Regions from separate parts of the Homo sapiens genome. Here region 2 is linked to region 1. The links are chromatin contacts, found by Hi-C or POLR2A ChIA-PET in ENCODE. All regions are on one chromosome and are shown on one strand. Each heading gives the region's core, a stretch centred on a gene start or an enhancer-like site at or near the end of the contact. The rest is flanking DNA. Distances are from core to core; before and after follow the strand shown.

Region 1 (5,972 bases), core at 1,512-4,011:
TCGTGCCTCTGCCAGTGTCAGCAGTCAGGCTGGATTCCTCAGCCCTGGCATTAATTGTAGCCCCTGTGCTATGATTACAAAATGGAATTAAATGACATGCCAAATTAAAGAGTTATTTTTTCTAATATATATTTTGCATAGGATGTGTTTGTAACAGCATTAATTATTTACACTGCCACAGAGAGAAAGCATAAATATAAAGAGAGAGATCAGATGGTTCCTGTAGGAGAAATAAAATGAGCATTTCCATCAGGATGATGAATACCTGCGGTCTCACTTTGGGGCTGGGCCTAGGGGGAGGTGGAGAGAGGGGGACATCTTGAGAACAAATCTGACAAGCGTTATCGAGGTTTTTGAGGAAGGAATATGTTAAAAATGAAAGTGAGTACAGAAAGTTTAAATATTTAATACCTGCATTAATTCTAATTCACACTTTCTTTATTTTTCAGATTAAAAATTTACAAGAATTCCCATCTCTTTCATCCTTCTTCCTCCCATGAGACACTTTGTGGTCACTGTTCCAGGGACCACCTTTGGCAGCATCTAGGTAAAAAGGGGCATGAGAACAGCAGCCCCCCTGCCCTCCACCCCACCCCCATGGCACCCTCCCGCCATGGGCATCTCCCCCAACTCCCCTATGAGAAGCCATTGCTGTCGGGCTGCTGGCGCCAGAATGACTAATGGGACCAAAGCCATTTCCTGGCCTCCTCAGCCCCCACCCCAGAAAGGGTCACGGAATTCTCAGAGATGATGCAGCCAACTTGTGGGTTTAAAGTGCTTGTCCGAGCCCAGATCTCACAGGCACAGGCAGAATACCACCACTGAACTGATGTCTTCTTGAAACAAGAGACTTCTGTCCCACACAGCCCCAGGCCCCCCTGCCCTTCAGAAGCTTTTATTCTAAGGCCAACCAGACCAGCTTTATATGCTTTCAATAATATCACTGAAAGCCAGCATTGATTGACTTGGAAGCAAGGGAGAGCTAACTTCCCGAAGTCACCAACACCAGCTCCCAGCTTCAGCCCTGCCCCAACCCCAGCATTAAGCAGGTGAGCAAACTGCTCTCCTACTAAGAACAGCTTATACATCTGAATTCCCTTACAAAGCACTTTCCCATGCCACGTTTGACCCCAGAGTCCTGTGAAGCGGTCAAGGAGCTGTTATCAGCCTTCATTTTATACAGGAGAACACCCAGGTCATGTGACAGACCTAAGGTCTCCCCATTTAATTAAAATGTTTCCACTGTTACAATGCAGCTTCTACAGCACGCGGTTCCCAAAATACTGCATGTGAAAGGGGAAGGGAACATTGGGTTGAGAGATGCTTTTAACCCCACTCCCTGGTTTCCAAGTGACCTGTCTGCGTTGGGGGCCGACGTTTTCCGAGATGAGAGCAGGGAGGGGCAGGTGGGCCAAAGGACTGCATCTGCTCCCATGAGGGCCCGCTGTGTCCTTGCTCCTGTTTTCCCTGAGATTCTCAGTGACCTCAGGCCAGAGACCCTCAGAGGAGAGTTGTTGGCAAAGTTTTCTCAAAGCCCCAACATTTCTGTGACTCCCTGAGTTTTAAGTTGTCAGATACTGTGGCATTTTCCCCCTTCTTCTCACACCCTACCATCCTCCCATCACTTGCCACAAATTCCTGCACAAAACACCTTCCTAAACAGTGTTGATGAGCGCCTTGTTCTCATCAGGCCTCTGATCGAAGACAATTCCCTGACTCCATTCCTACTCTTCCTCACAGATCTATCAACCCAAAAAGTGCCTATAAATCAGCAGAGAAAACACACACACACACATGCACACACACACGCGCACACATGCACAACACATGCACACACACACGTGCATACACACACACACAGGCTTCCTCCATCAGAAAGATGAGCAGGAAATCTCACCTGTGGTAGAAATCTGAGCTATCAGTCTGGCGCTGGGAGATGTTTGGGGTTGTTTGTTGTTTTTACTTCCAGATACCTGCTGGAGTCAGGCCATCCCTTTAAACGAGAAGAGCGGAGCTAGAAAGCACCCCAGCTTAAGGCCTGGAGAGCAGAATCCCTCTAAGCAGTAGCTTCTTCCTCTCCCTCACATAATTCCACAGCCTCTTACTGAAAGGGCAAGGAAAGAGATGGCCCAGCCAGGCAGAGGGAACACCTGAATGAGCTCAGGAGGAGAGGCTGCCATGATAGCTCCTCCCTCTACAAGCCTTCAGGACAAGCACATCCTTCCTGACCCTTCCATTCACTCCAGATACGAGCACTATCCCGGGACAGGACTTAGATCCACGTGGGTACGGGAACACACACATGAGCACAAGGGGAGGAGTTTGGTAGAACTGTCGTTCCAGCTTGACCAAACGTCTACCTATGCTTCCCAACCTCACAGGTTGTGAAATTTTCAAATGATGGAGGGAGGAAAGGACATAGCAGAAGAGAAGGTGAGTTAGCCAAATGGAGATACCGATCAGGGTCCGTGCTTTGGCTGGTGACGGAAACAGACAATGATAGCAAGGACAAAACCCCTCCCTCTCATGGCCTCTAAACAGCCTCTGTCTCAGAGAAATCAAAAGGGAGATTTTTCCACAGAAAAATCAAAAGGGAGATATAGTGCTTGCCGAAGGCACATTCCTAAGGCCCTAGCACAACGTGGAGCGCATGATAGGCATGCTTGTTCTTTCTCCTCATTTCCCCCTGTTCTTTCCTCATTTCCTTGTGCTAAGTAAAATGACTTTAGAACCTGGGTGGGAAGTAGGGAAGAAGCCGTGAGTCCCGTCCTGACCTCCAGACCTTGCATGTGGATTGGTTTTGCTGCTGTAAGGAAAGGGCTCAAGGACAGCAGCTCAGCATCCTGTGGCTGCACACGCAGAGTGAGAGGGACATGGTGGCAGGGCCTATCGAGGGTCTGCGTGGCCAGGAACGAGGAGGTAAGGAGAAAACGTTCTCCCTTCTTACTGGGAGGAGCTCTTTGCAAACTGAAATGAGATTGTCTTACTGCAGAAGCCTACTTTTATTTTTAAAAAGTTATTTTCACAAAAATTAATACCCCCTTCCTGCCTCCACACATCCATAATCCCACCCCTTCAGAAAAGCAGGGCTGTCTTCCAGCCTCTGTCTCGCAGGCATTTTACTAGTGGGGAGGATGAAAGGTTCAAGAATCAAGGACATCACACTGGCTAAATGCCCCCAAAAGTCAGTGTAACATCTCCCATCTCAGAGGCATCTTCTTGGAAATGAAGCAAAGCAGGAAGGCAAAGGACTGGGGGTGACTGGCCGTGTGACCTTGGGCAAGTGACTTAACTTGTCTGAGCCTCAGTTTTCTCTCTCCTAAAATCAGAGAAATCTTACCACTGACGGGGGAGGAGGTGGTGAATTCCTCTCTGCTCGTGCTTTCTGAGCTACTCTTCCAAGCCAGCCATTGTCACATTTATCATATCATTCAACTCTGATGAGAACCCAGTGAGAAAGGAACTATTCCTTTCTTTGAGAAATTTGGTAAGTGTGCATAGGGGTGAAGTGACCTGCCTCGGGGCAGAGACCTGGCCAGTTATGGAGCTGGGGGCCCAGGTTTCCTCCATGGCTGACACGCTTTCCACCACACCACAGCTGTCTCCTGATGGGCGGGTGTCATGCACACTCAGGGCCTTTGGGAAGTTTGAGGGTTGCGGAATGTGAGGTGTGACTACTCTGAGAGTTTAGACGGTGAGGAGAGGAACGCCTATTCCTCTTTAAGCTCCCCCCTTCAGGATCCTCCTGATGAGATCCTTGGTGGCCAGAATTTTCTTCTCTCCTTGCTCTAGAGCCCTTACCCAACCCTGTGAAGCAGAAAAGCCACAGATGACCCGCAACCCTCTGGGGACCATTGGGGTGGGGGCTGAGCTGAGGGGCTTAGACCCCTCAGAAACCCGGGTGACAGCCCCGCACTGCCCCTGCCTCTGTTCAGGCTCTCTGAAGGTCTGGGATGGAGAAAACCCAAGCACAACTGAGCAGCCAGCAGGGTGAGGCGGCAGCAGAGGCCATGGGGCAGAGAACAGTGTCAGGGATGCGTCCACTGAAGGAGGAGTGGGTCAGGTGTGTGGCAGGAATTGGCGTGAGCATCCTGGGTGCTGAAGAGGAACCTCGGAGAGAGAAGGGCCTTGGAACCTCTTGCAGAGGCCGGTGTTTGCCAGGGAGGTTTGTTCATTGAATCGGAAATCAGCTTGCCTTGGTCATACATGTTTAGGAAGCCCTAAGTTAAAGTCTTTAAACTTGTAATGAGCCCTGTAACTTTTTTTTTTTTTGAGACAGAGTCTCGCTCTGTTGCTCAGGGTGGAGTACAATGGTGCGATCTCGGCCCACTGCAAGCTCCACTTCCTGGGTTCACGGCAATCTCCTGCCTCAGCCTTCCGAGTAGCTGGGACTACAGGCGCCCACCATCACGCCTGGCTAATTTTTGTATTTTTAGTAGAGATGGGGTTTCACCGTGTTAGCCAGGATGGTCTCAATCTTCTGACCTCGTGATCTGCCCGCCTTCGCCTCCCAGAGTGCTGGGATTACAGGCTTGAGCCACCATGCCCGGCCATAAGCCCTGTAACTGTTTTAAGACAAGGTGTTCACACAGGCTTTCCCAAGCTGGCTTAGCTTTGGAACTTTCTTTACGCCCCCAGAGCCCACTCTGGGAAGTGCTTACCTAGAGCAGTCCTCCCATTTCACAGATGGGGCCAGGGGAGGATGGGAACCCGTGCAGCTTCTAAAATCGGCCGCCTTCTCGAGTCCCCCACATCCCTAGGGGGCTTAGAACTACTCCACACCTGTTCCCAGGGCTTAGAGAAATTGTGTCTGGCTGCAGCTGTGATGTGTGGAAGAAAGGACATCTGTCTCCTCCTTTTCAGGGGATGGGGGTAAAAGGAATGGGGGGTGGGGAAGGGAGAACTAGGCCCCTTGAAAGTGAGGAATAATTTCACAGAGTAGAAGATCAAGACAGCTGGGCAGCCCCCCGGCCCCGCCACCCCACCCGAGAATGCTCTACGCCTCCCAGGTCTTAGCAGGGACCACCAGGTGACCTCTCAGGAAGCCAAGTCCCAGCCCTAACGTCCAGTCCTGCAGTTATTAGGCCTAAAGAGACACTATCCCTGACCTCAGTTTCCCAATTTGCAAGTGGCTCCTTTCTGAAAATGAAATCCCTTCCAGTGACAAACTCCCCAGGACCCCAGGCCCACCATAGCCTGAGCTGCATTCCAAGGGATCTGGGGAAGGAGCTCTAGCATCATCCAGTTTCCTGGGGACATACGGTGAGCTCAGCCCAGGAGAGGAGAGGGGTTGGGAAGCAGCCGCCCTCTGCCTCTACCCATCCTGGCCCCCAGACAATCCATTTTCCACTGGGTCCCGGTTCCTTATCCAGAAAATGGATGGAGGTCCCTTGTAGCTCCCATAATGGATCTTCACCTCTAAGGATTCCCTTTTCCTAACAGTGTCAGGGATGGCACCAACTTGCTCAGATTCAGGGAGTTAACTCTTGTAGGGGCTTGAGAAAGGTGATCCTCTCCCACCCTCTAAATGTGGGGGAGGACTGATTAGCCCCCCATCCCCTGAGGTCACTGGGATTCCCATGGTCCTGCAAGAGCTGGATGGAAGGGTGCGGAGAAGGAAGCCAGGAAAAGCCCCCTCCCCGCACCCCCTTATACGCCATTCCAGGACTTTGTCCTCCCAGCTCTGAACCCAGCCAAGGCAGCTGTTCTCCAGATTCAGACAAAGACCTGACACTTCTTCCAACTGGGCCAAGCTGGCCAGTCTGTGGACGGGTGGTGGGGGCGGCGTGGCACAGAGAGAGGCCAGGGAGAGCCAGCGCCGGAAGAGTCTGCATGGCTCATCCTCGGCTCCACGCCCTCCGTGCGAAGACCGGACTGAGATAGCCACGTTCTGTGGGGCCCAGTCTGGCCCTCGGCAGCTCTCCCCCTCCCGCGCTGCTCCTCAGCCACATGCCCTTGGGCTGAGCTAAGTC
Region 2 (5,972 bases), core at 1,164-3,663, 34 kb before region 1:
GAGAGCTCACCATCCACGTATCCAGACCCACCCTGCACCCCACATCCTTTCCCGAGCCTGGGGCCTGCCTGGGAATGTGGCAGGGGGGCTGGGGCTGTGACCAGAAGCTTGGAGACTGGGCCCAGTGCTGGCTCTGCCAGCAATTAGCTGTGTGGCCCCAGGCACATTCCTCAGCCTGTACCCCCGTTTGCTCATCTGCAAAAGTGAGGGTGACGTAACACTTGCCTGCATCCCTTCAGGGTGGTTGGAGGCCATAAGAAAAATAAATGTGAAAAGGCTATGAAAATTGAAAAGCAAAATTCAAAAGTATGAGATTTAGGTTATGTTTATTTCTGTGGCCTGGGGTCCCAGCTGCAGGTCAGGTTTTGGAGGGTACGGAGACACAGTGGTCTGTGTGATGGGAATTTTCCCACCTGGCTCTCAGCACCCAGCATGGGAACAGCAAGAAGAGCTCCTGGGGACATGGAGGAATAGAGGCACTGTGGCTTCTGGCCTTCTAGAGGGCTGGGGCTGCTGGGGCCCTAAGCTCTCAGGAAGCAAAAGGAAGAACAGACTAGCCATGAGATGGTCCACTGTGTGGAGCAGCGAGCTAGGGTGGAGCTGCACACCACTGCACTGGCTGGTTCTGCCGCCTCCAAGGATTCTCCCAGCTCAGGTATTGCCTGACTTTTCTCTGCCCTCCGAGGCTGTAGTGGGAAAAGACGTGGAGAGGGCATGGAGGAGGGAACACGGCACCTCCCTTTGAGGGGTGTCCAGCCAGAAGAGGCAAAACTGGGTGCTCAGGGCTGGCGGCAGGGCCTGCTCTCTGCTTTCCCGTTAGGTATGGGATGCACGTGGGGCTGATGACTCCTGGCAACAGGGTGGGATTGGGGACAGCCTTGTTTTAAACACCCCCAATACTCTGGAGGGCCTGACTCAATCCCCTTGGCTGCATGGCCCCACCAGTACATGGGGGTGGCCGAGAGCTTCCTGACAGCCAGAGGCTGGCTTCCTCTCTAGAAGCCTGTGAGTCCAGCAGCAGGTGAGCTGGGCCAGCCGGCTAAAGGCTGTGAGGGGTAGTGTGCAGCCCGAAGGTGGGAAATTGCACCCATCAGCATCAGAGGAGAGTGTGCATAGCAGATCGTGGACTAGACGTGGCCTCAGTCACTCACTTGATTGTCAGGGGCTGGTCAGATCATGGCTGGTCAGTGCATGGCTGGAGAGGAAGCTCCTGTCCTCTCCACCTCTCCAGGCCCAACTTCTAGGTCCAGGCTGAATGTGGCCTTTCAATTTACATCACCTGCTCTGTTCTCTTTGCCTGCGATGCTGCAGCTCCCATCCTCTGTGGGAGTCCACTCATCCTTCCAGGCCCCACCCAGATGTCCCCTTCTCTGTGAGGCCTCTCTGGACCTCCTCCAGGCAGCATAGCCCCTCCATGGACTCAGGATTCTCCAGGCAGCTGGCGAACTGCGTCTGAGATGCCATGGCCACTCTTAGCCCCAGTCAGACAAGCACTGGCCCTGAACTCCTTGCAGCGATGCTCTCGCTAACACACACTGGGATCTCCAGAGGGACCATGCCCCGAACTTTGCACACAGTAGGTGCCTAGTAAATGTTGGCCAAAATGACTGAGTCTGGGCAAATGTATAAGAGCACGCTTTCCCTGGCTTAAATTACATCTGCAAAATCAACACCCAGAAAGGGAGAATTAGAAAGATGGCTTTGCCTCTGGAAGGTTGTCCTAGAAAATCACTTCTGTCTCCTCTCCACTGGCCTGGCACCACCTGCCTTGTGCCCAAGCTGAGTCCACCAAACCCAAACTGTTCTTTTTTATTTTTTATTTTTAATGAAACAATAGATGATCTTTTGACATTTCCAGGGCTGTTTGGAAGAAGGAAAGATAATATGTAACAAATTCATATACTTGCGTGTGTTTCTTGGCTCTGGCAGCTAAAATTTCCATCTCTTTATGCAGGAGTCCTGGGGAGCTGAAATCCTTGATAATGCCAAACAATTCAACACTTTATTCTCTCTTTACTCTGTCTGCACCACGGAAAAATATCGATTTGATGCTGCCAGCTGTGGGAAGTGAAATCAGATACTACACTCTTTCTTGCAAGCAGAAGAAGTCTACCCTGCTTGGGAGGCCCTGTCTCTACCCAAGAGTCTTTGGGTAGAGTCCTATCCAAGGCAAAGGACAGCCTGGCTTTAGTTGCCCCCGGGGCATATGGGCTGGAGGATCTCGAACACCTGAGGTGTCCAGGGTGGGCCCAGATAGTTTCTGTCTGTCCTTCTGTCCCTACTGCCTGGAGTCCTTTCCTAGGCAGTCCCAGCAGTGGATTGGCAGCATCTGATCTGAGCTCCAAACAGCGCTCCCTGAACCAGAGCCAGCCCAGAGCCCTGGAAGTTAGCAGAGCCAGTGACACCTTCAAGCTCACATTCTCAACTTGTACAGCACATTTTGGCCTGGGGCTGAGATAAGCATCTATTATCAGCACTTTCATTTCCTGGAGGAGGGGACGAGGATAGAGCACAAGACTTGCCCAGGGCCACACACTGCAATCTCGCTAGAGCTTAAGACCTCCTCTCCTGACACCTAGGCCAGAAGTGTATTCATTTGTCCATCCATCCTCTGAGTCATCTAAAAAATATTAAATGCCTGCAACATGCCAAGTAGTGTGTTCTGGCTCCAAGTAGCTTTTCCTGAGTCTGGAAGCTTAGCTTTCAGGTTTCCCTATAGAGGAAAAAATGCAGGGCCCTGCCTGTTGGGATCTGGGGAGAGTTTATTGGGATAAACAGTACGTAGTTTCAGAAGCAGGTATTTTCAACTTTCCCTCCCTCCCCTCTCCTGCACCCGACTCTCTCTCTGTCTCTCTGTCTCTTTGTTTCTCTGTCTCTCTCTGTTTCTGTCTCTGTCTCTCTCTTTCTGTCTCTCTCTGTCTCTCTGTCTCTCTTTTTCTCTCTCTCTGTGCACGCACACACCTTTCCTCCTTTTCATGTAATGGTGATTAAGAGCCTGGGCTTGGGAACCAAAATGCCAGGGCTTAAATCTTGGTTCTGTTGCTTGCCAGCTGGAGAACTGTGGGAAGCTGCTTAACCTCTCTCTGCCTCAATGGCCTCATCTGTAAAATGGGGATACTAATATCCCTAGAGAGGATTAAATAGAGTAATACATGTAATGTGTTTAGCACAGTGCCAGGCACAGTATTCAAAAACTGCCAGCTGCTATTGCTATTATTAGTAGTAGTAGTGGTCATTGCCTGGTAGGGAGGGGTCAAAACAGAGATAAAGAGGGTAGAAAAAGAGAAGTCTGCAGCCTTAGGCTCGGCCACCTTTGCTCTTTCAAAAGCAGACTCTCCAAAGAAGCCACTCCAAAATCAGGATGGGAGCCCTCATTTCAGCTCCTTGGTCCCCTCTCCAACCGCTCACACGGCCCCGAAGGCCAGACAGGTGCAGGATGCTGGTTGACAGGCCGGTGACTCCACCCCTGGACAACCAACCAGGGCTAACCATGTGCCAACCATTTGTGGAGAAGGAGAGTCATCCTCCCACAGGCCTAAGGCTCACCTTCTATCAAGCACAGCCCTGTCGTGAGGGGCAGCAGACAGGGTGTCTCAGAAACAGACGGTGAGATGGGGAAGAGACCAGGCTGCTTTTGGTTTGTTCCACAGCTTTTGGGAAGCCCCACGGTCGCTTCTGGCTCAGAACCGAGGCTCAGGAAAGCAGAGCAGCCCGGTGGGGGGATGCGAGGGGATCCAGCCATATCCCCAACGCTCACCCTCTCCAAATCGGGTAAGAAGGAGGACCCCAGGAAAACGACTTCAGGCATCTACCAGCACAGTTTGTGAAACACTTCCACATCCTTTAATTTTTCCCAACAATCTTTGAGACCAACATGGCAGATATAATTAACCCCATTTAACCAACAAGTATGTTGAGGCTCAGAGATGCTAATGGATTGTCTAAGGTCAGGAGTAGTGGCACTGCCAGTGCCCAAACCCACCTCTCCTGATGCCCAGCAGAGCACAGCTTCCTCTGTCACCCCGCCCTTCCCTGGCCTCAGTCAGCTCTCCATTTCTCCACCGAGACAGCTGAGAGGCTCATGTAGCTGGCTCCTCGTCTTGTGCCCAGGGAGGGGAAGCAGGCAACCAGAGTTACGCACTCAGACTACAGCTGGGTTTAGAGTGTGACCTAGTTTGGATGTTTGTCCCCTCCAAATCTCATGCTGAAATGTGACCCCAGTGTCGGAGGTGGGGCTGGGCGGGAGGTGTTCAGATCGTGGAGGTGGGTTCCTCATGAACGGCTTGGTGCTCTCCCCATGGGAATGAGTGAGTTTCTTGCTCTGGTAGTTCACTCAAGAGCTGCTTGTGTAAAAGTGTGTGGCACCTCCCTGATCTCTCTTGCTCCTGCTCTTGCCAGGTGACATGCCTGCTCCCCCTTTGCCTTCCACCAAGAGTAAAAGCTCCCAGAGGCCTCCCCAAACCCGAGAAGATGCTGGCACCATGCTTGTACAGCCTGCAGAACTGTGAGCCAAATACACCTCTTTCTTTATAAATTACCCAGCCTTAGGTACTTCTCGATGGCAATGCAAGAATAGCCTAACACAGGGCTTGATCTGGAGAAAGGTGACAGGTGTCTCTTGGCCTCCTGACATGATAACCAATGGTCAGGTAAGAACAAGAAAGAGGCGAAGAAGGCCTGCCCTACAAGTGTGCCACAGGAGTTGCGGAGACCCCGGGAATACGTCAAGGTCACGAGCCAAAGTCTGAGGCCACTGTTTGGCTTCTTCTGACAGCCTTGCACTGTAGGCTTCATTCATTCATTCATCCATCCATCCATCAATTCATTCATTCATTCATCCCAAGTATTTGTCTGGTCCCTGGTACTGTGCTAAGGGCTGGCCTTTCAGCGGCTCAGAACTGGGGGCCTGGAGGCCTGTCTATGCACAGCTCAGGCTAAATAAATGCTCCTGGGGAGCTGAGGGAACACAGAGGGAGGCTGAGTTTCTACTTCACCCACCCCAGAGTCAGGGCTGTTGCTTTGGAGCTCAGTCCAGTTTTAGAAAGCCCTCCACTCTGGTGGCCAGGCCGAGGGGTGAGCCAGCCCAGGTGTTCAGGGAGGGAGCAGGTAAGCCTCCTGCAAACCTGTGACAAACGCGCCGCTTCCAGGGTATCCTGTGTGGGCCTCTATCCCTGGTGACGCATACACAAGGTGGTCCACAAAGTTGTCACTCAGTGGGATGCCTGAATTTTCCAGGTCTCCCAGTGCCCAGCTTTAAGAGCATCCTATGCAAGGCCCTTCATCTACCCCTGTCTGAACCTCCACAGCCCCAGGGGTAACCAACAGCCTCTGCCTGTTTCCTTAACGCCACCTTCTGAGGGACCCAGAGCTCTCACTCCAGCTTATTCAGCCTGGCCTACTCAACCGACTGCTTGCCCAGTGCCCTCACTGTGCCTGGGTCCTCCCAAGCTCTGAAAGTCCTCTTTTCCTCTCTGGCACAGGCTCAGTTTGGGCCATCAGTTGTATATTCATTGTTCATTATATGACAGGTCCCAGGATGTCACCCACCAGCAAGAACAAAGGTGATTAAGACTGTCCTCAGAAGGGTTATGGTTTGCAGGGAGTTATGGAAATGTGACAATGAGCTAATCTATGGGAAGGGTGATATGGGGCTCAAAGATGGGCACCAGGCTCATCCTGGCGAGGAGATGACGCTGAGCTGAGCCTCAAGGAATAAAAATAGTGTGCGGGGAGAGAGACTGTGTTCCAGACAGAGGAAACAGCATTTTCAAGGGCAGGAAATAGCATAATGCATGCAGGATGTAATGAGAAGTCTGTGTTTATGACGAAGGGCTGGCCATAGATGAGGCTGGTGAGGAAGGTGGAGGACCCATACACCAGGTACGAGAGCTTAGTCTTCATCCTTCCAGGAACAGCCAATTTCCTTAAGTGCACAACACTCATTTGCAAAGAGTCATCGCAAATGTCACCTC

What was found. A loop is a pair of places that touch in the nucleus more often than their neighbours do. ChIA-PET counts read pairs that join two places held with the same protein, here RNA polymerase II (POLR2A). Pooled maps may share reads with other maps.
Region 2: a loop to region 1 is called in a pooled map, with 2.0 times the contacts of the local background. The contact joins the enhancer-like site here to the promoter of PKNOX2-AS1 in region 1. A Hi-C loop is called at or near these places in 1 of 168 maps with a recorded cell type or tissue (CD4-positive, alpha-beta T cell) and 2 of 50 pooled maps. POLR2A ChIA-PET finds 5 or more read pairs at or near these places in 3 of 52 experiments (AG04450, H1 and HEK293).

The regions. Positions count from the first base shown.
Region 1 is chr11:125,263,587-125,269,558 of GRCh38, reverse strand. PKNOX2-AS1 (PKNOX2 antisense RNA 1) reads left to right here and starts at 2,761. Exons shown (of 2, transcript NR_187382.1): 1 at 2,761-2,919. The region is part of intron 2 of PKNOX2 (PBX/knotted 1 homeobox 2); the gene reads right to left.
Region 2 is chr11:125,297,537-125,303,508 of GRCh38, reverse strand. The region is part of intron 2 of PKNOX2 (PBX/knotted 1 homeobox 2); the gene reads right to left. Among named protein-coding and RNA genes, the nearest start is that of PKNOX2-AS1, 34 kb to the right of the region's middle. Within about 2 kb of position 2,413, at least 6 of the 41 ENCODE cell types and tissues checked have a DNase peak (open chromatin) inside an H3K27ac peak, as active enhancers do.